3 separate regions of the Mus musculus genome follow, and regions 2 and 3 are each linked to region 1. Evidence: chromatin loops called from intact Hi-C (ENCODE). Cell type or tissue: left cerebral cortex. All regions are shown on one strand.

Region 1 (8,000 bases):
GCAGAGCATGAGTTTTGGAGTCTGATCTAACATCCTGGAAAAGGGACTGGTCCCTTTTGAGCCTTGCTTCCTGTATGATGGGAACACATCTGGGGGTTGCTGAGAAAGAGCTCTCAGGTGCCCTCACGCAGGGTCTGGCCAAAGTTGGTTCTTGGTCCATGGGACTTCCTGATATTTTCTCTTGCCATAGTAAGGGTAGAATCTTCCCGAGAGAACCTCTGTCTGACTAGACACACAGGATCTAAACAGAGGTGAATTTACAGCTGGGGCTCTGACAACCCCACTTCTTTCTCCACTTCTGACAAGTCTGTAAGAAGTCGATGTAATTTCTCCTGGAATAGCTGGTCTGCTAAGGGACATTAACACTTGCTATGTGCTGAGACTTGTTCAGAGGTTCTTACACATTTTAATTTTCAATTTTTCTACAAGAGGGTATCATCCTGACTCCTACCTGACCGATGTGGAAACTGAAGTACAAAGACAGCCTGTCAAAGCCTCAGCATTACGTGGCAGTGGAGAATGGATTCAAGGGCAGGCTGTGAAGCCCCAGCACCCATGTCTTACCCCCAGCGCTGATGCTGTGTTTGTGAAGCCTCTCTCTCTCTCTCTCTCTCTCTCTCTCTCTCTCTCTCTCTCTCTCTCTCTCTCTCTCTCTCTCACTGATTTGGCCACACACACGTACTTACCTTTTATTTAACTTTCTGCTTCACTTTCTAATCATTTACTGAACAAACTACAGACCTAGAGTTTCCTTGGAAGGAACACTACACTATGTCCCCAAGACTCAATGACAAGGCAGGCAGGGACCCAACGATGACTATGCACACTCGAAGAGGACTGTAGGCAGCCCTGACTGTATCCTGAGCTGCTGTGAAAGGCAGCCAAGAGCCAGTAAGGAGCCTTAGCGGCCAGAATAGCACAAGCAAAGATAGTAACATGACCACTGGGCACAGCCTGAGGAGCAGCGAGTCTTTGTCCAACTTGGCTCCAGACTGCAGAGTCGGCGCCAGGCCATGAGGCCTCGAGAGCCAGGCCCAAGGGAGTGAAATTCCACGAACACTCCAAGAGTCAATTAACAGAGTGAGATAAAAATCTGCTGGGGAACCATCTCTGCATTCCGTTCTGTAAGGGTGGCGACTTATCCTGAAAGCTCACCCAGTCCAAACCTCTCAAGGGAAGCTTTATAGTGTGCCACCTTCTGCCGGTAGACCCAAGAATACAGCCAGCCAGACTGGCTCTCCCTAAAACCAGAGCCACGTTTGTGCACCCATGATGGAGGGAGGGTCTGAGGTCCCAAGGATGACCTCTGCCTGGAGAGCTGGGAAAAGATTCCTGCACCTCCTGACGCCAGACTCAAGTTCTCTTCATATCCTGCATGTCATAAGGCTCACAGATGTGGGGCATCTGTTCTGCACACAGTGCTGGCTGGGATCTGAGGAAAAGAAGAGGATGGGGCACTCAGCAGTGAGCACTCTGGATGGGGCACTCAGCAATGAGCACTCTGGATGGGGCACTCAGCAATGAGCACTCTGGATGGGGCACTCAGCAATGAGCACTCAGGATGGGGCACTCAAAACCAATTCTTGCCCCAGGCTCTACTCCCCGACCCAGACTGCTGACTAGGAATTCTCTAGCACCTGATATGCATTTATCTCCCAAAGCCTATGTGTTACACACCCATGTCAGAAGCAAGAAATGTGTGTGTTAGTTACCATGCCGGAAGAACTTTGCATGCTCCATAATGAAGATGAGAACTAGACACAAGTTTCAATGAGCTCAAATGTCACAGATCCTTAAGACAGAGCGGCATAGAACCTCCGATCTGTCACTACCCAAGCTATAGATCTGTATCTTGACTACACATTCTTGACTACACACCTGGCCCAGAGGCTTCTTCTCACCCTAGGAATGCTGGGAAAGAAAGAGAAAAGACACAGCAGGTGATCTGCGGACAAACAACTCAAGCAGCAGATAGTCTTAGGAAAGGATGCAGAGATTCACTGGAGTCAGGCAACTGGAAATCTACAGAGCAATGAGGTGTTACTGCCCACACATCAGGCCAGCACAACCAGACAATGACAGCCGAGCTCGAGTGGGCAGGAAAGAGGTGGTTGTATAGACTGCTAATATAAAGGAAAATTATTATGGTCTATGGGATGAACAATCTGGAAACACCTATCAAAATTATAAATCTACCTACCCTTCAGCTCAATATTCTATGGAATCTACCCCTGGGAAATAAAAACAGTAATTCACAAAGACACACAAGCACATTTATAAATAATGGCATTACTTATACATTAAATAAAAAACCAGAAGCAAAGTGAATGCCCACGGAAATAAGAATGACTGAATAAAATATAGACTACCTTACTATAGAATAAATAAGAATGAAATATGAGGTGTGCCTGCTCACTCCGGAGATGTTTCATGAAGTATCGATGAGCCAGCAAGGCAACTCTCAGGGACAGTGAGTGATTAATGTGACTCCAGCTGAGTTACTTTAAAGGAGCTTGCACGAGTGCGTTGTGTGTTTTTAAATGATTGGCTGTAGATGGTAAATAATTCTTATAATGAGTTATGTGGATGGGAAGAAGGGAAGGGGCTTCCAGACAACAGGAGACGAAGGCATCTGCTCCCCAGCCCCTCACACTCCACGAAGGCAGTTGCTCTTTGCCAACTGCTTCCACTGTCTGCAAGGTTCTCCTGATTCCAGACATGAGATGTCATCCCTCCTATGTTCTCTCCTCTCACATGAGCATCTGGAAGGAAGAGCCACAGCCCTGACAGCGCAGATGTCCTCAGTCAGCACTTCCAACAGCAACCACTGTACCCCTACGCCAGCAGCATCTGCACGTGGAAGCCAAAGCAGCAAACACAGGGGTCCCTGACTTCTCCCACTCTGAGGTTTCTGCTGGACCCAGTTCTCACGGGCAGCCACTGTTACAGGCCATAGGGAAAAGCACTAATTAGAGGCTTCAGTGTATAAGGATGGCCACCCAGGGCCACAGTACTCAGGGAGATGCTCTCTAGCCTCTGTGCCCCTGTCTCCTAAGAGTGACACTGGAAACTGTGGGGAGGAGTTTCCTCTGATCTGACAACTCATCTATTTTCTGGAAACTGTGTCCTCAAGAGAGTTCCTTCTCTCACTGCTGAACTCTCTCCTCAGGAACCTACTTTCAGGGAATGCTTGCAAGGCGCTCTCGCTCTCCCTCCCCGCCTCCCCGAACAGGCACAGCGATTCTACTACCTCGGCTTTCTCATCTTAGCTCAACAGCACTATTCTTCCCACAGGCAGATGCTGGGTACCTCCTCCAGGGCAGCTGCTCCTTCTTAGAGAAATAGCCATTTGGACAGGATGCAGGCACACTCCTCAAGGAACACTCATGCCACCCCCAAAAGTGTGCAGGAGTCATGGGATTGTGTGGAGTGGGCAAGGACAGTCCTAAAGGCCTGTCTGAAACCTCAATGGAAAAGCCCATCCTTTGAAGAAAGCTGACTACCCCCCAACTGCTGTCACAGACCATGGATGGATACAGCTGCATCCAGCCAGGACTCCCTCCCACCCTTCTCTGGCACCAAGGACCAAGGCTGTTTTCATCCCCAACACAGATCTTCCTGGAGAAATAATGCTTTATGGTCCATGCTACACCACACCACCACTGAGTCTGCACAGCCATGACTCATAGGAAAGACACAAGGAGGAACGGCCTGATGCAAGCGTGCTGGCCCCCAGAAGACAGGCAGAAGGCAGCTCCTTTACAACCACTGCTGAGGCGCTGCAGGCCAGCACCCAGGACTGGGCAGGCGAGCACCTTCACAGACTGGCCTAGGCCTTCAGGGCTACACCCCGGAGGCTGGAAAGGGAGTTGGGAACCTCAGTGACTTAAGCCCATTCAGCAGGCAAGAGGCTGGGCATGGAGACTTTCCTAGACAAGGATGACAGTGGGTCCCTGGTGGTGGAGATGAGGCGTCCAGTCTCAGTCCCCTCACTGCAGTGCCATCTGAGGAGTTGTAGCTCTTCTTCAAGGCGTTGCTGGCAGGCCCACAATGCCAGTTCCCACCTTGCAGTCTCAGTTGTTTTGATAAAACAGAGACAACACCTATGTAATAAGAGAGACAAACTATCCAGCAAGGAGAGCCACATCATCACTAGTGGAACCATAGGATTCTCTGTAAATATGATCTCATTATTTCTGCTGAACACAGGCAATTAGAGGTGTTCTGTGAGAGCCGGGTGGCTGGGTTGCTGGCATCAAACAGCCGGGACTGGACGATGGCACTGACTTCCTTCTAGTGAGATGAAAGGAGGGAGCTGGGAACCGGGTGAGGATTGAAGGCACTGAGATCCAAGGCAGCTCCCAGCCCCCTCTCCCGGGTAGGTGCCAGGCACCGGACACAAGCAGCGTCTCCAGCCACCACGGAGCAGAGCCCATGAGCAGACCTCAAAGGGCTGCTTCATCCTCACTACCCTAGAACACTGCTGAGTCTAGCGAATGCCTCTTTTGTTCCGCGCAGCACAGAACTCACAAACACTTTTAAACTCTCCTGTGTTTTCCTAGCTGTTTGTTCTTTTCTCAGAGGTCCTCAGAGCACTGGAAGCTTCCAAGAACAATAGCTAGGGAGCCTGCTCTGCAGTTGCAACAACAAGGCAAGGGCCCCAGCTGAAGGAGAAAAGACGGGAGGGGTCATTGGCTGGCCAGCAGGCTGCTTAGGGACAACTGTGGCAGCAGGCTCTGTCCCTGGCTCTCAGACCCTCAGGGTGGGAAGTTCCTGCTGCGCCTGCAGGATTCCTGCCGGAGGACTGGGGCGCTGGCAGCTTCTCTAGGCTCATGTTCCAGTCAACACTCACATGGTCGGTCTCTCTTCTTTCAGAAAGTGAAAAGTTTAGATTTCTAAGGCAAACATCAAGGCCCCAAGGACAGAATGATCCGCTCATGGGAGGACTGAACCATGACCAGCGAAGGTCAGTCCCATACTCCCGGGGAGGGGAGCCCCAACATCTGCCCTCTCTGCTGCTTCAGGGCCTCTACCAGCCTGAGACAAGCTTGATACAGAGTCTTGGCCCTGCCTGGAGTCCTGGCTCTACCTTATCAGGGACTTGGGCTGGTCTTAGGAGGGTGTATGTATAACCCATGTCTTTATTTTCTCATCAGGAAAATGGGGCAATGTTAATATCAATTCTGTACTAGCTGTGAAGAAGTGCACCTACATAGGAAGTGCTGAGCATGGACACCTAGCAATGTTACATATGCTATAGGCATCTGTGGCGCTCCGACCACTATCCCAACAGTGTTTCTCCTAATGGGCCTGGGTCCACAAGCAGTGCCCATGGAAGAAGCCCTTGATACCTACTGCCTTAGGCTCACTCCCTTCAGGATGCTCTGGATCCCCTTGTCAAGGCTCCGGGTGCTGAGGGGCAGGATGGGGCCAGCTCCGAGCAGCTCTTGTGACTGGAGAGAGTGGAGGTCAAGGCGTGCCTGGCACAGCCCGCACATGTCCCTCACTGTGCCCCATGGACTCACTTCTCTGACCTGCAGTCACACTACCTGCTCCTGCTCTGCCACTGCTCCTGGGTAAGTGTCTGAGCAGCTTTGTGGCAGGTGCTGGAGGCTGGGTCACAGTTTGATGGCTGTGAATTATTCTTCCAGAGCTCTGAGCCTCTCCTTTGGGGGGCTAAAGGCCTAGAGACCACACCATTCCCAGCTCAGACCACCTGTGCCTCTTGTATGTGTTTGTTTATTTATTTTAGTATGCATGTAGTATGAGAATGGCGGATCTCAGATCAGTGACTAGCCGCAGACTGTCCCATGCTTGGCACTCTGTAACATAACAGGGATGAAGGCTACAGAGGGATGAGAAGGGTTGGTTTCTCCAATCCTTCTCTAAAGACCATGCTCGATTCCACAGGAAGATCTGGAGAATTTGAAGAGGCAACTGCCAGTACCAAACCCCACAAAGTTGCCCAGAAAAGCTTAAGGAGGAAGTCTTTATCTTACATGACTGACGACTGACAGGGTGTAAGGAACCTGACTAGACGCCTCATGAGCATGCTAACCTGGGCAGACACGCTCCCCGGCATCATGGCACCAGGGAAATAAGAACAGTTGGTGTCAGAGGCAGGATCTGGGGCTGAGTCAGGAGCTCAGCATCTCCCTAGCTCTACAAAAGACCATGGAGGAGGAGGAGGAGGAGGAGGAGGAGGAGGAGGAGGAGGAGGAGGAGGAGGAGGAGGAGGAGGAGGAGGAGAAGGAGGAGGAAGAGGAGGAGGAGGAGGAGGAGGAGGAGAAGGAGGAGAAGGAGGAGGAAGAGGAGGAGGAGGAGGAGGAGGAGGAGGAGGAGAAGGAGGAGGAAGAGGAAGAGGAGGAGGAGGAGGAGGAGGAGGAGGAGGAGGGAGACCTTGACTCTATCTTCTCACTCTCGATCAATGAGAAAGGAGCTGGGGAGCTGGGGAGATGGCTCAGCAGGTAAGAGCACCCGACTGCTTTTCCGAAGGTCCCGAGTTCAAATCCCAGCAACCACATGGTGGCTTACAACCATCCCTAACGAGATCTGACTCCCTCTTCTGGTGTGTCTGAAGACAGCTACAGTGTACTTACATATAATAAATAAATAAATCTTAAAAAAAAAAAAAAGAAAGAAAAAGGAGCTGGGCTGGCTGCTGGGCTGGAAGCTGTCTACATTCTCATTTAGAGGTGACAGTCCATCATTCTACTGGATGGGACTGAGGACCAGATCCAGTCAGCTCGAACAAGTTCCACCAAAATATGTGAGACAAACTGTAAAAGCCTTTCTTCTTCCCGAGTGCTGAACAATGCTAAAGGTAAGGAAAGAATAGATCCCCGCTGCTCAGTACACAAGCCTCTACTCTCTAGAGCAAAAGCTGCCTGACACTTGCCAGTGGCACCCACTCCCCAGGACTGCCTCAGCTGAAGGTAGACATTGCCTCTTCAACCACAAACAGGTCACTGGCTGACCCGCCCTCCAAACCCACCACCTTCCAAGGGGGCTAATGCAATTAGAGTGGGACTGGTCTATATCAGTCATTCCTCTTCCAACTGCTGAGGTTTAGGGGATTCTGGGAGAGCATGAGGTACCACTACTGCTGGAATCATTAGCATCTCTGTAACAGAGAACTCTCTGTGACTCCTCTGGAGGCAGATGAAGATGAGTGAGCGCAGAGGCGTAAGGGCTGTCTGTGTCTGAAGACACTCGTCAGCTGAATTATTAATGGACTCGCAGCACTGCTCAAGTTTCCGGTGACAGGTGGCTTGGTGAGCTGATAGTTCTGAGACCAATTAAGCATGATACTAGATTTCAAGGCAGGGCTGCAAACCATGTCTTAAAACACCAGAACCCACGGCAGGAAGCCCACAGCCTGCCTTTCTGGACACTGGCATGCTCACTGCTGGAGAGTAAGGCTTCTAGGTGCTGGTTGCTGGCCTGGATGTAACCAAGAGCACACAAATCAGATAGTCCTTCAAAAGCCTGTGGCTCTTTGACTCCACAGGTCCTAGAGCCTTAAATGTCATGGGACAGAAGGGATCTGTGTCTAAAAAAAAAAAAAAAAAAAGAAAAAGAAAAATTCAATGCATTAGCTACCTTTATGTTACTGTGATAAAACGCATGCCCAAAAGCAACTGTGGAAGAAAGAGTGTTTTGGTTCACGGCTCCATATGGATTAAGAGTCTGTCATAGCTGTGGGAAACACGGAACACAGTGCCAGAAGCAGGACGCTGTAAGAAGATCAGTCACATCTTCAACCACAAGCATCAGGCAGAGAGAAAACTGGGCATGTGACCAGGTTGTGAACTCTCAAAACACTCCCCTGGCACGTGCTTCTTCCAGCCAGGCCACACCACCTCACCAAACAGTGCCACCAGCTGAGGACCAAAGGTTCAAATGTCTAAGCCTCTGGGGACACTGTCTTTCAAACCACCACAACTCAGAAAAAGTTATCCAATAAACCTAGGCAGGACTGTGTACCTAAGAGCTTCACA
Region 2 (8,000 bases), 58 kb before region 1:
TCCTCCATCAGGGCTCCTCAGCCATGATTGCTCACTGGAACTTCCTGGTCAGCCAAGTCACCAGGGCCAGGAACAGAGCCAGTGCTAGTTGTACCAGAACACACACACACACACACACACACACACACACACACACCCCACCCTGCTGTGGTGGGACCAGCTGTTACTTTCTAAGGCCATTCTGAAGCTGATGCTCAGCCACCCAGAGTTGAGAGGGGCAGCTCTTAAAATCCCCATGTGTCCACTCATTCTGTCATGTGTCTCTTAGAATGGGGAAGCAGCTCTTCCTAAATTAATTTTTGATGACTCATGAATAGTGTATACATTTCTTACATCCAGCTCACTGCTGCTTTGTCAGTATCTCGCCAGATCACAGCAGCATGGCTAAAGGCTAGGCCCCCTCATAATTAATCCCTCAATATTATGCTTTTCCCTTTCTCCAGTCTTTTCCATCCCTAGAAACATTAGAAAACGGGACAGTGTCTGTTGATGATGTCAAGTAATATGTGACATTAAGCAATAAGCGTTTTTTCTTTAAAAAAATCTTAAACTGTTTCTCTACATTGTTCATGACTTGCTAAGTGTAGCTTGAATATTTTAGTAGTTTTGGGATATTTTGTGGAATGAAAATACATTAACTTAGTTATCTATGGATACATAGGATATTTCAGAGATTTTGTTCTTGAAAGTCTGGGTCATGCTATCTTGAGTACAGCATAGTAAGTCTTACAACACAGGTTTTCCCTTAATAAACATAGCTTTATTTTTTTTCTAGTACATTCTTATATTTAAAAGTGAATGCCTTTGAGTGGAGGTAGCCCATGGCCAAGTGGAAGTGGAGATATTAGGTTTCATTTTAGGTCACTACCCTATCCTCAGCCCAGACAGCTCCCCTAAATGATTCTCCAGTCGCTCCTCAGCAGCAGGTATGAGGGGATCCATTCCCCACCCCACACCTCCTGCATCACTGTCAAAGCCTGCTTCACCAAACCTCCTTTTGTCCATAGCGTGATGAATGTGATTTCATTCCTTTCCTTTGTGGTCACATGACCATCTTAATAGACCAATAAGACATCAAAGTTCAAAGAGATTCCAGTGATCATGTACCCTAACCTCGTTGCTTTAAGAACGTTTCTGTTGCATAAAAATTACATGACGTCATCACAACACAAGTTTTCATTATGTATATATCATCTCTATAGTATAGTGAACAGAAATTAAAAATTCCCCTTTGCATTCTTTTTCTCTTGCTGAGAGAAGCACTAATGTTAACAGTTGGTACATGTAGTGGCGGCTTGTGTTCTTCTGCTAATTATGTTACCCCAAAAACCTGTCTACGGTGTCCCCCACATAGGACTAAAGGAAGCCTGTCCCCAGTTGGGTTTTGACTGCTCAGTAAAGTTACCAGCAGCCAATGGCTGGACAAGGAGACAGAGGCGGGACTTCTAGGATCCCTAGGAAGGGACTGAAGAAGGATGGAGAGGGGATTGTTCTATGATGAGGGCATAGGAGACGAACCACGCAGGGAAGTTGCAGGAGGGAGAGACAGAGGACATGTAGGGAGGGAGCGGGGATGGCCCCAGGAGGACTGCCCAGCAGGGTCCAACCCCAGAGTGGATGACAACCTCCTCGAAGCCACATAGACAAAGATGGCTCTCCATAAACTCCATATCGAGTTTACCTCGAGGAAGCACATGAAACAGGGAACCTCAACAAGCAGGGTCCAGGGCAGCAAAGATGAAATGTAGATTTAGTATGTATTAACTCAGAAATATCAGAGGAGAGTGGGTGTAAGCCACATGGAGTTAGGGAGAGGCCAAGTCATTGAGCTGTTTAAGGCATTTAAAATATAAGGCTGTGTATGTGTGTTTTTCTTTTTGGGGATCCAGAACACTGGGGTGGTAGGGAGAAGTGTGCACACCCGCCAGAAAATATAGAGTGGATTAATCGCATACCACAACAGTCACTACAAAATGAGCTATTTACCACAGGTAGATTCGTGCATGTAAATACATGAATACAGTAAGCAGTGGTTTTTTTTTAAGACTTATTAAACATTTTTAAGGCTTATTTTATGTGCAGAAGAGTCTTGCCTGCATGTATATCTGTGTACCATGTGCATGTTTGGTGCCTGCCTGAAGGTGTCGGATGCCCTGGAACTGGAGTTACAGGTGGCAGTTAGCTAGAAATGGAATCCATGTCTTCTGGAAAAGCAGTAAGTGTTTTTAACCACTGAGACACCTCTCTCTGCCAGTAATGGGGTTTTAGATTATTAAAAGATATCTGTGTTTTCCTGCAGTTTGTATTTATTTTCTCTTAGCAACACATTTTAGTACCTGTTCCTTATCAGCACACACAGACTTATTCCACTGCTTCCACTACTGCATAATTTATAGCCTGAGACATATTGGTCATCTATTGCTGTGTAACAAATTCCCCTCCTGTCTCCATATTTAGTGGTGTGTACAAAAATAAAAAATGAACAGATGAAAAGTCCCTTATCTCATCCACCTTCTGAAATTGGGAATCCTGGACCAGCTTGTGCTGGTCGTTCTGGTCAGGGCCTCTGGTGACATCGTAGCTAAGCTGTGAGCAGGGACTGCGGTCATCTGAGGCTTCCCTGGGGGCTAAAGATTGGTGTATCAGATAAGATGGCTCCCTTGCACAGCTCTGGGCAGTTACCTAAGTTCTGCAGCGTGCAGACCCCTTCAGGGCTGCTCAAAGACAGTTCCCCCAGAGCAAGGGATGAGGGAGGGAGATGGAGAATAAAATGAAAGAGGAAGCCCCTGTCTCTGTGAAACCTAAACCCAGGAATGACATGTTACTCCTGCAGTGCACCACTGGGCATTCACAGCAACCCTGGATTAGGGCATGAGATGAGCAGGGCTGGGCACACCCTGAGGTGAGTGTCGCTGGAGTCTGCTTGGATGCACACAGGGGCACTGTGTTCTACTCCCCTCCCCGTGGCCGCCTTCAAGCTCTTATGCTCACAGGCAGCAACACTGTGAGCACTTGGGCATACATCTGAATGCCAGGCTCTTGTAGTACTAACTGTTGTGAGAAGTGTGATTTTGACAAGGTCATACCACTCACTCCTTCCTACAAGACCAGGACGGATGGCAACGTCAACCATCAGACTTCCAGCCTGGTCCAGTTCCAGAGCCACATATGTTTGTGGGAAGATAAACAGGAAGTAGATTGTTAGGTCCCAAACCCAGGAGAAACAGCTGAGATGTCTATTTACCATATCAAGCAGACCTGGCTGCCAGATTTTCCCAGCATCCACCAGTCTCTACCTATTACAGGGTCTTCCTGGCTGGCATACCCTGACCCCTAACCTGAATGGCTGGGTTGCCCTGCCCTATGTAATCCAGCCATTTTGGCTACTTGCACCCCCTTTTTTTCTTAGCCTTTTTTTTTTTACCCTTCCTCCTTCTTAGTCTCCTGGCCTCCCCTTCCCTCCCCTTCCTCCTCACACAGCAGGCTCAGGGTGATGTTCACTCTGGCTTCAGACGCCTCTGTCTCTGCCTTCTGCTATGCTCTCCCTCATATCTACAATAAGCTTTCTTCTCCACCTAGGAGCAGTCACGTCCTCCTCTTTCATTTCTTTTCTTCATTCCGAGATCTCAACACGTATCTTGAGATGTAGCTGATAGAAAGTCCCAATGGTTGGTTCCCAGAATGCTAACAAACCATGTAACGGCTTATCTTACCCTGTAAGTGCTAAGTCTACACTGTCCAATGGCTACGCCCACTGGTTTGTGAACACTCTAGCTGTCTTGGTTAAAAGGAAGCTGATAGAAATAAGGAATCCTCCCCAGACAGAAACTGGCATCGGACGGACTGAGTTCAGTTCTGTGGCCATGTGTAAGCCACATCTCTCCTAACACTGCTTCTGCTGTGATGTAGACGCCGTAGAAACTCCTGGTAATGTGTGCGGTCTGGCCATGGAGAGTGCAACTGCTTTTATTCTCCCTACTGAACACATATTAGTTGTCCTTCAAGCTCCTCCAGTTTCTAAAAATATATTGTGCCTGCTGAGCTCATTTTGCCTGATTTTTACCACATCCCAGATCTCTGCTTTTTATGCCAACCATTATGTTGTGGCCTGGGTTTCTTCTTGTGGATGGTTCAGATGTTTGCTGTGTGGGGTGAAATGTGATCGAAAGTCTTATGAGAGCTCCCTACTTCAGCCCAGCCTAACCTGCCTCCTGTTGGCAGGTATGGGGGGTAGTCATAAAGGCTACTGTCCCTGTAGACACAGCTTGAGTCCTCTTCATGTCACGATACACAGCTTCAAAGGGATCTGGGATAGTGGGATGGGTGGGTGGTGGGATGGGATGGGTGGGTGTTAGGATGGGTGGATGGTGGGATGGGATGAGTGGGTGGTAGGATGGGTGGATGGTGGGATGGGATGAGTGGATGGTCGGATGCATGATACAGTTTAACTGTATCAAATGAAACAGCTTTTTCACAAAGAACATTTCTGGAACATCAGAAAATTGCCTGGTCAGGGGACTTGTATAGTGTCTCCAAAGGCCCAGGTGTTCAAAGATTGTCCTTAAGGTGACACTATTGAGGGGTGGTGAAACCTTTAGGAAGTGAGGCCTAACAGAACACCATTAGGTCGCTGGGTGTGTGCCTTACGGGGGGATTATGGGACCTCCGCATCTTCCATTTCCCGTCTTGCTGTTTGCTTCCTGGCTCATAATGTAAGGAGTTTGCTATGCTCAGTGCTCCCCACTATTCCAATCCAGTGCCTCCATCAGAGACCCTAAACAATGAGGCCACTCATTTATTCAATGGAACTTCAAAACCATGAGCCAAAGCAGCCTCTCTCCTTTTTAAAGTTCCCTGTCTGATTTTGTTCTAATGGTGGAGAGCTGGCTAATATGTCCAGACTGTGACCAGGTCACAAGCTCTGGCCTGAATATGTGTGCCAATCCAAAGTTTGTGTGTTAAACCTAACACTCATTACTCTCATGCTAGGATCAAGTGGGGCTTTAGGAGGTGTCAGGTTATGAGTGTGGAGCCAATCCCCTTGCCAGACAGCCAACCTGCTAACACGTTGATCTTGAACTTTCAGACCTAGAATAGTAGGCAATGAGTATGTGTTGTTTAACAATTGCATTCAGGAGGATTTTGTTACAGCAGCCAACCAGACAGATGTAGGGGAGGTGTGGATAATTTGGACACCCAGTGGAAGAAAGCCTGGGAGCAAGGGGAAGCAGTGTTCATTGTGATGAGCGTAAGATGCCCAGGGGGCCCTCAGGGTAGGTGTCTACTGTGTGACTTTTATGAGAGAAGCTCATGACTCTTTAATAAGTGCTTTTCCCAGAAGACATTGTGAGCTTCTTAAGAGAATGTCTGGGACCTCTGCTGTCCTCTAGAGTCCAAAGGCCAGACAAGAACAAAGACATAAAAGGGTTGTGACAAGCATTTTAGAGAAGAGACGTTTCCATTTCAAACCAGAAGAGGACTAGCATTCCCCTACCTACTTCAGGCTCCTGCGAAGGCAGGAGATGTACCACAGACAGCACCAAATGTGGGTATCCCTGCACAATCCCGCCCCACACTGGCCAACAGACCTAGGAAAGACTGTGCCTCCTGGATGGGGGGAACTTGCTGCCACGATCACTCCCTCCTGAACTTGGGCAGCTACAGAAAGCTTGGACCTTTGATGGTCCAAAGGGTGATATAGACCTGGAAGGTCTGCAGCAGAAGGGTAGGGCCTGGGGTGCCCATGTGGTAGCTGGGATCTCAGCAGAGGCCTGGCCCAGCCTGGTCCCCCATGAGGCTTACCTTGAGGTTCCATACAGCGTACCCTCACTGACACAGCAGTCTCTCATTCCAAAGCATTTCACTGTGTTTCCTCAGGAAGCGTCTTGCTGAAAGATAAATGTTCTGTGTGTGATCAAACAGAATTCTATTTATTTACTTTACGTTCGTCTAGGGCCGAGCCAGGCCAGACAGGTCAAAGGACAAGGTTGTGAGTAGTTAAGATGGTCTCCAGAAAAGCCTGGAATTTCCTGTAGGCACAAATGTGGTAGAAAAAGTTGGGGGCCATGACAGGGGTTACGAGGCAGACCAGGGCCCCTTGGCAGGAGGGGAACCTCCCACAGTAGTGAGGACCCTCCAGCTGTTTGGGGAACCTGACCATAACTAAGATCTGCTTTCAGGGAGCAAAGGTACGAACTCAGGGACATCCAAGCCCACTTTACCTGTAGACTGTGCCCAGGAGGAGGCAAGGAAGGGACAATAAGCCTGTGATTTAGCTATGTCAGAACCAGACTTACTTAGCAGGGCCCTCAGGCTTCCCTTGACACATCTTGAAGAAGAGCCCCTTACAACACTCCTAAAAGCCCATATCAGGCACTGTTGGGAAACAGGAGCGTCCATGGAGATGTAGAGACAATTGGAGACCTTCATTTATTATCGTGACTTAGATGATTTAGACATCTAAATTTCTAAAACTCACAGTGTGTCCAGCCTGGTGTTTTTTTTTTTTTGTTGTTTTTTTTTTTTTTTTGAACAATACTTGTTCACTTGACACTCTGGGGTTGCACGTGGCTTTTCTATTTGCTTTAAGCCAACTTCTTCTTCTTCTTTTTTTTTTGTAGTGTAGAATCGAGTTTATTTAGGGCATGGGAAGGGGAGTAGAGAAGAGAGTAGAGGCAGAGGAGGACAGAGGAAGAGAGAAAAAGAAGAGAGCTTAAGCCAACTTCTTTCTACCTCCATCTGGTTTTGAGTAGGCCCCAGAAGCCGAACCACCCTCAATGCAAAGTGGTAAGCTGGGCCATTTCTGGTGCTTCAAAATAAATCTACCCAGAATTACACAGCTGAGTCACAGTCTCCTAAATTCATCCACATACCCTGGAAGCAGCACCAGGGTGCCAAGAGCACATATTTTGGATTTGAACTTCTCATTCAATGGGAAGTCTAGAGTTGGGATAACCTTTGCTCATCGGTGTTCCTTCAGAATATCCACAAAGGGATCTGCTCTGGGCCAAGTCCTCACTGAGGGAAGACATAGAGATGGCTCCTATGTCTCCAGAGTTTCAGCCCAGCACTGAATGCAAAATGGGTTGCAAACACCTACTATGAGGCCTGCCTTAGTGGAAAGGGAAGCTTTGGGTGCTGGGTGATTACAGCACTGCCCACAGGGGCACAGCTCAAGTAAAGTCTGAAGGAGAGATGTGTCCCTTGCGGCCAACAGCCCAATGCAAGGAGAAATCCCAGGATTCTACAAAAGAGAAATTCAGGCAGCATCAGGAACTGAGATCTGCCTTGGAAACTGTGTGACTCAGCACATGGACAAAGGAGGCCTCTCCCAGGCAAAGCAAACTTAGATCGTGAACAACTTCTGGCTGAGGATGAGCGAGGAACAGAGACCATCCAGTCCACGGCATCAGCATCATTATGCCCACATCCCTTGTGCACTGGGGTCACCATCAGATGAGTTGATTTCCAAGAGGGTGGTTAGTGGTTAGACACACGCCACAGCCCAACTCTTAGCCCCTGCCCGCAGAGCATAGCCTTCTCCACAGATCTGCACCACTGGTAGCCAGTGTTTGCTGGTACCCAGTATTTGTCCTCCCTGTCTTCTATAGAATAGTTAGATGACCTCATGATCATTCTAAGTAAGGCTTTGATTGCCCAGAATTTCCTTCAGCAGGTGTGTCTATGTGAGTAAGTTCTAACAAATAGATAAGTACAATGAAGTGGTTTCTTTGGGAAGTCAGTTATGTCGAATGATGGTTTGCTGGGGCACACAGGTGAAAGGATATTTTGCTATGACATATGAAAGGATGTGTGATATTCAAAAAGAATATAAATATGACCCCACAGACAGTGGGAGCTCGAGAAGTGGTTTGCCTTGCTTTGCCTCCCTAGTCTTCGCTGACATCACATGTGTACTGGTTCGCCTTACATTGTGCTGCTGAGTGTTGCTTGTGGTGACTTCGCAGAGAGAAACTCCCCAGAGAACTTCTTATGAGGTT
Region 3 (8,000 bases), 290 kb before region 1:
GGACAACCACAGACTTTAGTGTTGTTTAAGAGCTGTGGAACTCTGCTGCTTGCAACCTACCTCACTTATATTTTTATCAGGAAATAGAACATAGAATCCAAGCCTTAGGTTTGCACGGTCGGTCATGTCTTGAGAGGAGAGCTAGTGACTAGGGAATCCAACTATCCTATAGCAGCCACAATGGAAAATACAGGCCCAGAGATTAGACATTGATTTGAGTGCTCTGGTCTTTCAGCCAGCATGAATCTTGCCTTCTAATGCGTGTCTGTTTTTAATCAGCTGGAGTTGGAGTCTGTAGCTGAGAACAGAGATGATGCTTATTGTTACAGAATGGCAATGAGATACAGTATATACTACCTGCTGTTATGGGGGTGGAATCCATGAAGAGGCATGGACCAAGGACTCCTGACCACCCAAGCTGCTTTATCCCTTCTGTTGTAGCCCCCACTTGCCTCTACAAGGGCAAAGGCAAGGTGCGTGTGTGTGTGTGGGGGGGGGGACTTGGGAGATGAGTAGAACTCAGAAGGGAGAAGGATGGTTGGTGCTGAGGCAGGGGGAGACCTGGGAAAGGTGTGCAAGGGAGGGAGAGAGCATAGGCTGCTTTTCTCCAAAAGAAGATACAAGTGTGTGTGTGTGTGTGTGTGTGTGTGTGTGTGTGTGTGTGTGTGAAAGGGTGAGAGGCTAGACCTGGGGCACTCCAAGGGGCTAGATAGAGAAGCTCAGTGGTTAGACCTGAACTATGGAGAAAACAACTGAAACCACAGGCACATAGGGAGAGAGCGACCAAAATGTCTGGATTATATAGGGAAGAGCTTCTGGGGGAGGGGCAGCTTCAGGGAAGAGGGTGGGGTATGCTCTGTAACAGGTAGGGACTGAGGGATGCTGGGAGAGCCTGGTGGCCAGGTCAGACTTGGTGTGTAAAATATGCACCTTGGCTATTTGTCCTGGGTCTGAATCCCAACAAACTCATCATTAAAATACTGCTCAGTATTACTGTTATCTCATTCATTCATCTATTCATCTGTTACTGGGTGAAAGTTTCTTCTCAGCTTTTATCTCCCCCACCCCCACTTCTTGGATGGCTTCAAACTCTTTATGTAGCCAAAGATGACCTTGAACTTCTGATTCTCTACCCTCTTCCAAGTGCTGGAATTCCAAGCATGCATTACCACACCTAGCTTAAGTGATGTCTGGAGTCAAATTCTGGGCTTTCTGCATACTAGAGAAGAACTCTATTAGCTCAGTTTACATCCCCAGCCTCAGGTCTTGTCTTGAAGAACAAGAACACAGTCAATTTAAGAAGAAGTTTTCTTCCAAAGGTGAAACAAAACAAAGCAAAGTAGAGAGAGGGAGGGAGAGGGGGAGGGGAGGGGGAGGGGAGGGGGAGGGAGAGGGAGAGGGGAGGACTGGCCCACTGAGTTAAGTGCAGCCCAGATGGAACATGGAAAATTACAACTTTGGGTTATTGATGGGCAAGTGGATTCTAATAGCTTAAAAGGTAGATATCTGCTTAGCTCTAATGCTGATTAAAGTTTTTAGTTTTGTTTTTTGTTTTTTGTTTTTTTTAATAAAGAGGGCTATGAAAGGGGGTGAAGGGAATGGATGCTTGCAAGGAAGAAAGAACTGTGAGCTGGGGTAGGAGGGCTGCACCATTTTCTAGAAACCTGGCAGGTGCATCTGTCTGTCCAGGTCAGACCTGTGGGGCATGAAGTGGTGATAGCTGGTCTCTGAGTTTGTGGCTTGGAGGCCTGAGAATATTGGGGTAGGAGCAGTGATCAAAGCCCGGGGAGATAACCCTAAGGGCCTCAGTTCTGGGTTGCATAGCCTCTTGGTCTCTCATTTTAAGACAGGCACCTGGGAGGGCCAGAAGTCCCTCTGCTTCTATCAGGATTCATTATTCTGTTGTCTTTTCCTACAGTGAACTGAGAAAACCAAGCCTAGGTACTTTAATCTGGGAGCCTCAGGTCTGTTCCTTATGAGGCATGTAGGCTGAAGTGACTGGAAGCTTAGAGGATTCCAGGAAGGATGGGAAAGAGACAGTGTGAAACGTTTCAAGAACTCTCTGGGAGGATCTGCTCTTCATAGGGTCTCACCTCACACTGGGCATGCTGTGCGCTCAGTTTTGCCATCTATAAGAATGAATGAAATGATGTCATCACAGAGAATCACGGTGAGAATCAAGTTGCCACCTCAAGCAGCGCCTTGAAGCGAGGGAGGTACTTGGTAAGTGTTAGCTTCTACACCCAGTCTCAGCATCAACGGAGGAATAGCCGCAGTGGAAAGAGAGTGTTCTGTACTGTCCTGTCCTGTCTTACCTTGAGATGTGAGCCTATGAAAGCCCTTGGCAGCCTTTGCCCACACACGTGTAATTACCATTGCGATGTGGTGATTAATGACAATAATTACCATGAGATGTGGCCAGAGGGGTCAGTAGGTTTGTAAAGAGCAGGAAGACTGAGTCCCCACAGCAGCTCACACACACCATACTGCCCTCTGCAACAAACATAGGTGGCAACTGGTGTCACTGGCTTGAAAGGGCTTGGGTTGTGGTCAGAGGGCTTGGAGGATGACTCGGACTCCGCTGCCATTAGCTACATGATCTTATGGTACTATTTGATCTCTTTGGGTTTTACTTCCTCACTTAAACGGCACAGCTAGTGACAGTTGGCTCTATTTACCAACGCAGAGCCCATGTACACGTGGGAAGAGTACACAGAGTGAGCTCGAGGTCAAGGTGTTAATCTCATAGTGCTTCCGTTTCCTCGTTGGCCAGGGGTGGGGTATTAGCAGAGCCTACTTCCTAGGGTTATGGTGAAGAAAGCCTGCAGAACAGTATCTGGTAGCAAATGTTAGTTATTACCCACATCCTACTGGCCTCTGTGACTCTGAGCTGGAGCCTTCTCTGTGAGGAGATGTCTCTAGTGTGAGAAGCTCTGACATCCAAAGGATGAAGTTTCATGCAATTGCATGATTGCATGATAGTGGGTGCCTGTGGGGAGCAGCCTAGAAGGTTTATGAGCAACTGGACTTGGGTCCCTTGGTAGCCTTGGTTGGGTCACAGGTGTTCATCTACCAAGACTCCTGCTTCCTCCTGAAGGAGGAGGAGGGGAGCAGGGAAACTCCCTCTTCATTCATTCAGGATTCTCTACAGAGGCCAAACCAGCAGTTTGTGTGTTGCTGTGGATAAAAGTGATGTGTTTGGCCAGGCAGTGGTGGCGCATGCCTTTAATCCCAGCACTTGGGAGGCAGAGGCAGGAGGATTCCTGAGTTTGAGACCAGCCTGGTCTACAGAATGAGTTCCAGGACGGGCTATACAGAGAAACCCTGTCTCAAAAACAAACAAACAAACAAACAAACACAGTGATGTGTTTGGTGTCAAAGTGACAAAGAGTGGACCTGTGATGGCTAGTTAATCTTCACTGTCAATTTGACTAGGAATCTCATAGGAGACACGCCTCTTGCTGTGCTTGAGCAGGGTTTTCAGAGAAGTTTAATGAACATGGGCAGCACTATCCAGTCGACTGGACGAAATAAAAATGAAAGATGCAGGAAGCCAGCGGAACACCAGCATTAATTTTTCTTTGCTTCCTAATTGTGGGTGCAATGTAACCAGGTGCTTTCCCATCATGATGGACTGTACCCTCAGACTGCGAGCCAAAGCCAACCTTCCTTCCTTGAGTTGCTTTCAGCAGGTATGTTGCCACAGTAACAAGAGAAAGTAATTTACATACAGTTGCATCCAGTTGGGGAACAGGGTATAGAGACAGAAATAGATACATAGAAGTGGACACAGAGTGGGAGAGGGAGGGCAGAAGGGAGGGAGAGGGACAGAGAGAGAGAGACAGAGACAGACAGATAAAGAGATAGAGATGGAAATAGTGACAGAGACAGTCACAGGCAGACAGAAAGAGAGATAGTGATAGAAATAGTGACAGAGACAGAAAGACAGAGAGACCAATAGACAGAGACAGAGAAAACCTAAGGCACTGGCTCACGTGTCCTTGGGTGCTAAGTGCATCCAAATCCGAGGAGGAAAGTTGACAGACTGAGTAAGGACCCAGGGTATGATGTGATGGGGGTATAACAGTTATGGAGTGGGGTGCAGACTAGATGCTTAATCTAAAGACAATTGTGTTAGTGAAGTGATGAAAGTGGGAACGGGTTGGATGTGTGAGCTTCAGCAGGAACTGTGGAGACTGGTGCAGGACAAGGCATGTGTAGGAGGTGAGAGTCTGGAGGGTGGGCAGTGAGCCTTCGACATACTTGGGGAAGTAACTGAAGGATGTCCAGAGAAAGCTGTCCGGTGGACAGTGGGTGTGTGGACTGAGCTCAGAGCACTGATAGAGTGTGAGATGTGGCATTGCACCTGCATGGTCTAGAAGCTGAACCACGGGAAGGAGGGTCAGCAGAGAGGGGCTCAGGGCCAGGCATAAACAGAGCCACAGATACCTTCCCCATTCCTACTCTGGCATCTCCTTCCCGTCAGACCCGCACTGGGGACAATGATATATAGGACAGAGCTAGCCGCTGAGAGCTAAGTGGTTTTCTCTGGTGCCCTGAATACAGCGTTAAAATTGTCCCCAGTAACTTGTCATCTGAATTCTCTCCAGCTGGCTAGTAATTTCTATTAAATCCCAAATGATCATGTGTGGGGTTCCTGCTGGCTTTCAAAGAACGCAGGCCAGCAGAACACAAAAGCATCTGGGAAATTTCTCAGCTCAGGTAGCTCAAGCCCTTTTTTCTTTAATTTTTAAATAACTCATTCCAGATTTAGCAAAAGATCCATTCAAGGAGCCTGGCGAGGCAGCCTGAGTTGACAACTCTGTTTCTGAACAATCCATTACTTATTCAGTGCCAGCCACTCAGCCAGCAGGTGTTGGAGCTGAACTAAACTTACAGGAGAACACACACAGAGCTGAGAGACAGGAAGAGTGACAGCAGCCTGGACTTAGGGTGGTCCCTCCAGCAAAGGCTAAGAGGGCTGTGTGAGCATCTCTTCTTGCTTGGGACAGGAGAGCTTACATGCTTCCCAGTACTATACTAGACCTATCCATATGTAGTGACCTTAGTCCTCCCCCACGGTCTGTGGAGCATGTCTTTCTCTCCATTGTACAGATAAGCACATGGGACCTTTGTAGATGATGGTTGTATGCGAGGGTGTATGCAGGAAAGAAACTGATAACACGACCACTCCATTATATGGTTAAGGCTTTCATTGTAGATACAAGAAGAGAACAGCCAGAGGCATCTGGAAAAATCCAGAGCAGAGAGAGAAGGAAGCAGATTGAACATGGTCAGGCCTAGGGAAGGAAGACAGTGAGAGAGTATAGTGGAGATGGTGAGATAGCAAAATAGAGAAGAGAGAAAGAGACGACAGACAGACAGACAGACAGACAGACAAAGTCTGAGTGGGAGATGGAGAATGTGTGTATGGTGGGAATAGCTGGATTTTAAGAAGGATGAGTAGCTGTGGGAGGGAAGCCCATGAGCAGGAGGGAGTTTAGGGTAGGGGAGAAGGTGAGAGGGATGAGGGTGCTAGCTACCATGGACTTTAAAATGTGTGCCTGGTACTTGTGATGCTGAGGGAGACTGTAGACCAGTGTGGACTTTGATGTGCTGATAGGCCCTACAGGCAGCCATATGTCCCTTCTGGTCTCCAAGACTGTCCCTGTGGACTTGTTTTGCCACCCACACCCTCTTGTATCTTTCTTCCATATGGGATCAGGGATGGCCCTAAGTGATTGTAAGTAATGCTGTGAGATTTCTGAAGCTAGGGCCAGATGCCCTAGAGCTTACAAGCTCTTAGATGCTTAGATGTTAAGAGAATCCAGGAGATGTCTGACTTCTTGAAGACTACCAAGCTGTGAGGAAACCCAAGCCAATCAATCATGTGAAAGGCCATATGAAAGAAGATGCCCCGCTTCTCTCCAGCTGCTCAAGCTATCCCAAGCGAGGCCTGGATCAAGTGAGTGAGTAGTCATTTGAGAGGAGCTCGCCAGAAGGGTCTTCACACAACTCCACCCCTCAGCTGTTTTCTCGTGGTAACTAACTGTAAGAGGCACCACAGAAGAACTGTCTGTCCATCAAAGGACAGATGACCCTCAGGATTGTGCAAAACAATAAAGCATTTATGTTGTCTCAAACCAGGTTTTAGAGTTCAATGATTTAGTGATATGGCAAAATTCAACCCAAACAACTAGGTTTCGGGATTATTTTATCCGTGACGGACATTATATCCAGTTTGCATTGACATTTATTATGTGTCAAGAACTGTATCAAATATTCTTTTTTAAAAAGGATTTTTAAAGTTTTAAATTAGACGTGTGTGTGTGTGTGTGTGTGTGTGTGTGTGTGTGTGTGTGTACTGGTGAGTGTGTGTGCACCTGCAAAGGCCAGAAGAAGGTGTTAGACTCACTGGATCTGGAGTTTCAGATGACTGTGGGTACCAGTCTTCTGCAAGAGCACCAAGTGTATTTCACTTCTGAACATCTTGCCAGGTGCCATAGTAAGTGTTCTAATTTTGCTATTCCACTTGGTTTCCTTAAGAGCCCTATGACACAGTACTTTTGTGGCCCCCATACAGGAGTGAGACCACAAAGTGTTTGTCTTTCTGTGCCCGGCTTATTTCACTTAACATGACATTGTCCAGTTCCAACCACAACACTAATGACTGGAGGATTTTATTCTTTTGCTTAAGTCTATTTTATTGTTTGTAATTATCCAGTAAGCTTGCTTCACATACTAGAAAGGTTCAGGGATGGTCTATATGGAGCCCAAGGTCACACACTAGTAAGTGAAAAGGCCAGACTCCAACTCCCCCACAGTACAAACTCACAGAGTGCTGGTGCCTCTTGTTAAGCTTTGGGGTAGGGGGCAGGTGACTCGCAGGGGACCATACTGATGGCTGGGTTCAGATCTGGGGATTTGCCTTGGAAAGCCTGACAGAGCTTCGAGGGCTTGTTCTGGAAGGGTTACAGCCGCTGCCAAGACCTTTGTGAATTCATTCACACGGAGAGACAAATAACTGTGACCTTTTCTTTTTGAAATGTTTTTTTCGAGGGAAGCCAGTGCTGCCAGCAGGGTCTAGATTGATGGCCTCAGATGCAGAGACATGGAGCCTTTACCTGTGTCACTTTGTCGGCACCTCGGGTCAGATCAGCCAGAGCCACGTCCAGGCTCTGAAATGTCACATGGACTGCTTACTCACAACACATTCTCCCTGACTTTTTCTCCCATTTGAATTGCTTTTCTAGCCTGTGGAACATGGGGGACGTGATAGATTTCACGTCCGCAGGACAAAAGGGACGAAAAAGGAAAACTGAGTCACGACCCAGAAAGCACAGGTAAGGGAAGGTGCAAAGTGAAGTCTCTGATGAAGACATGTAGGCTGACACGTTGGGAGCTGTTTTCTTTCCCTCCAGGTGGGCCCTGAGGCCAGGGGTCAGCAGAGTGCAAAGAGGCTGTGTCCCTGTATAGCATGGCCCCTGAAGGACCGCTTGAGAAGAAACTTCTGCACAGCGCTGACTTCTGTCACTCTGGGTCAAGTTCTCCATGTGGACAGGTTCTCACTGTCAGCCCCACCTCATCTGCTTTCTTCAATGGAAGCTCACCTTGGGGCCTGACCTGTACATCCAGGGCCCTGTAGAGGCATGGAGCACTTGTGGGAAGGAGAGAGGGTGAGGATTGTGGTCTAGACAACAGCGTGAGGGAGTGTTGAAAGGCAGTAGACATCCTCTGTCACAGAAGAATCAACTTGGGCCAGATCCTATATACCCTTGGCCTCTTAGGACCTCCATCCTGCATCTGGATTCCCTTCTTACCTGGACCCTGTCTGTGCCTCAGGGTCTGCCTGGCCTTCTCCCCATTGGGAAAGCCTGCTTTCTCTCCTGGACATTTTGCTCCCCAAACCTCCCTTTAAATACTGATTACCATTTGTTTTCTATACCCACAGGCCACACGCATTATTACATTTACTTAGTTAGTCTTCCGTAGATCGATTC

Evidence for each region. Hi-C counts contacts between places; a loop is a spot of excess contacts. Peaks named below come from ENCODE experiments on the same cell type or tissue, not always from the same donor. Only the 100,000 strongest peaks of a DNase experiment are listed, where the experiment ranks them.
Region 2: it touches region 1 in a loop (2.3-fold over the local background); 2 of 42 quality-filtered maps call a loop at or near these places.
Region 3: a loop joins it to region 1, with 2.7 times the contacts of the local background. A loop is called at or near these places in 2 of 42 quality-filtered maps.

The regions. Positions count from the first base shown.
Region 1 is chr16:30,980,608-30,988,607 of GRCm38, forward strand. All of the region lies in intron 3 of Xxylt1 (xyloside xylosyltransferase 1), which reads right to left. Among named protein-coding and RNA genes, the nearest start is that of Gm15742, 8.1 kb to the left of the region's middle. In left cerebral cortex, CTCF peaks have their summits at 3,970 and 4,745; DNase peaks (open chromatin) are centred at 947, 2,828, 3,302, 4,433 and 1 more place; H3K27ac peaks cover 4,384 bases.
Region 2 is chr16:30,922,559-30,930,558 of GRCm38, forward strand. It overlaps Gm46565 (a long non-coding RNA gene), which reads right to left. Exons shown (of 3, transcript XR_001781996.1): 2 at 5,803-5,888. Among named protein-coding and RNA genes, the nearest start is that of Gm46565, 26 kb to the right of the region's middle. In left cerebral cortex, no CTCF peak of the experiment used is centred here; DNase peaks (open chromatin) are centred at 3,804, 4,037, 6,795 and 7,268; H3K27ac peaks cover 1,454 bases.
Region 3 is chr16:30,693,182-30,701,181 of GRCm38, forward strand. No RefSeq gene overlaps it. Among named protein-coding and RNA genes, the nearest start is that of Gm33502, 96 kb to the right of the region's middle. In left cerebral cortex, no CTCF peak of the experiment used is centred here; DNase peaks (open chromatin) are centred at 4,233, 4,809 and 5,664.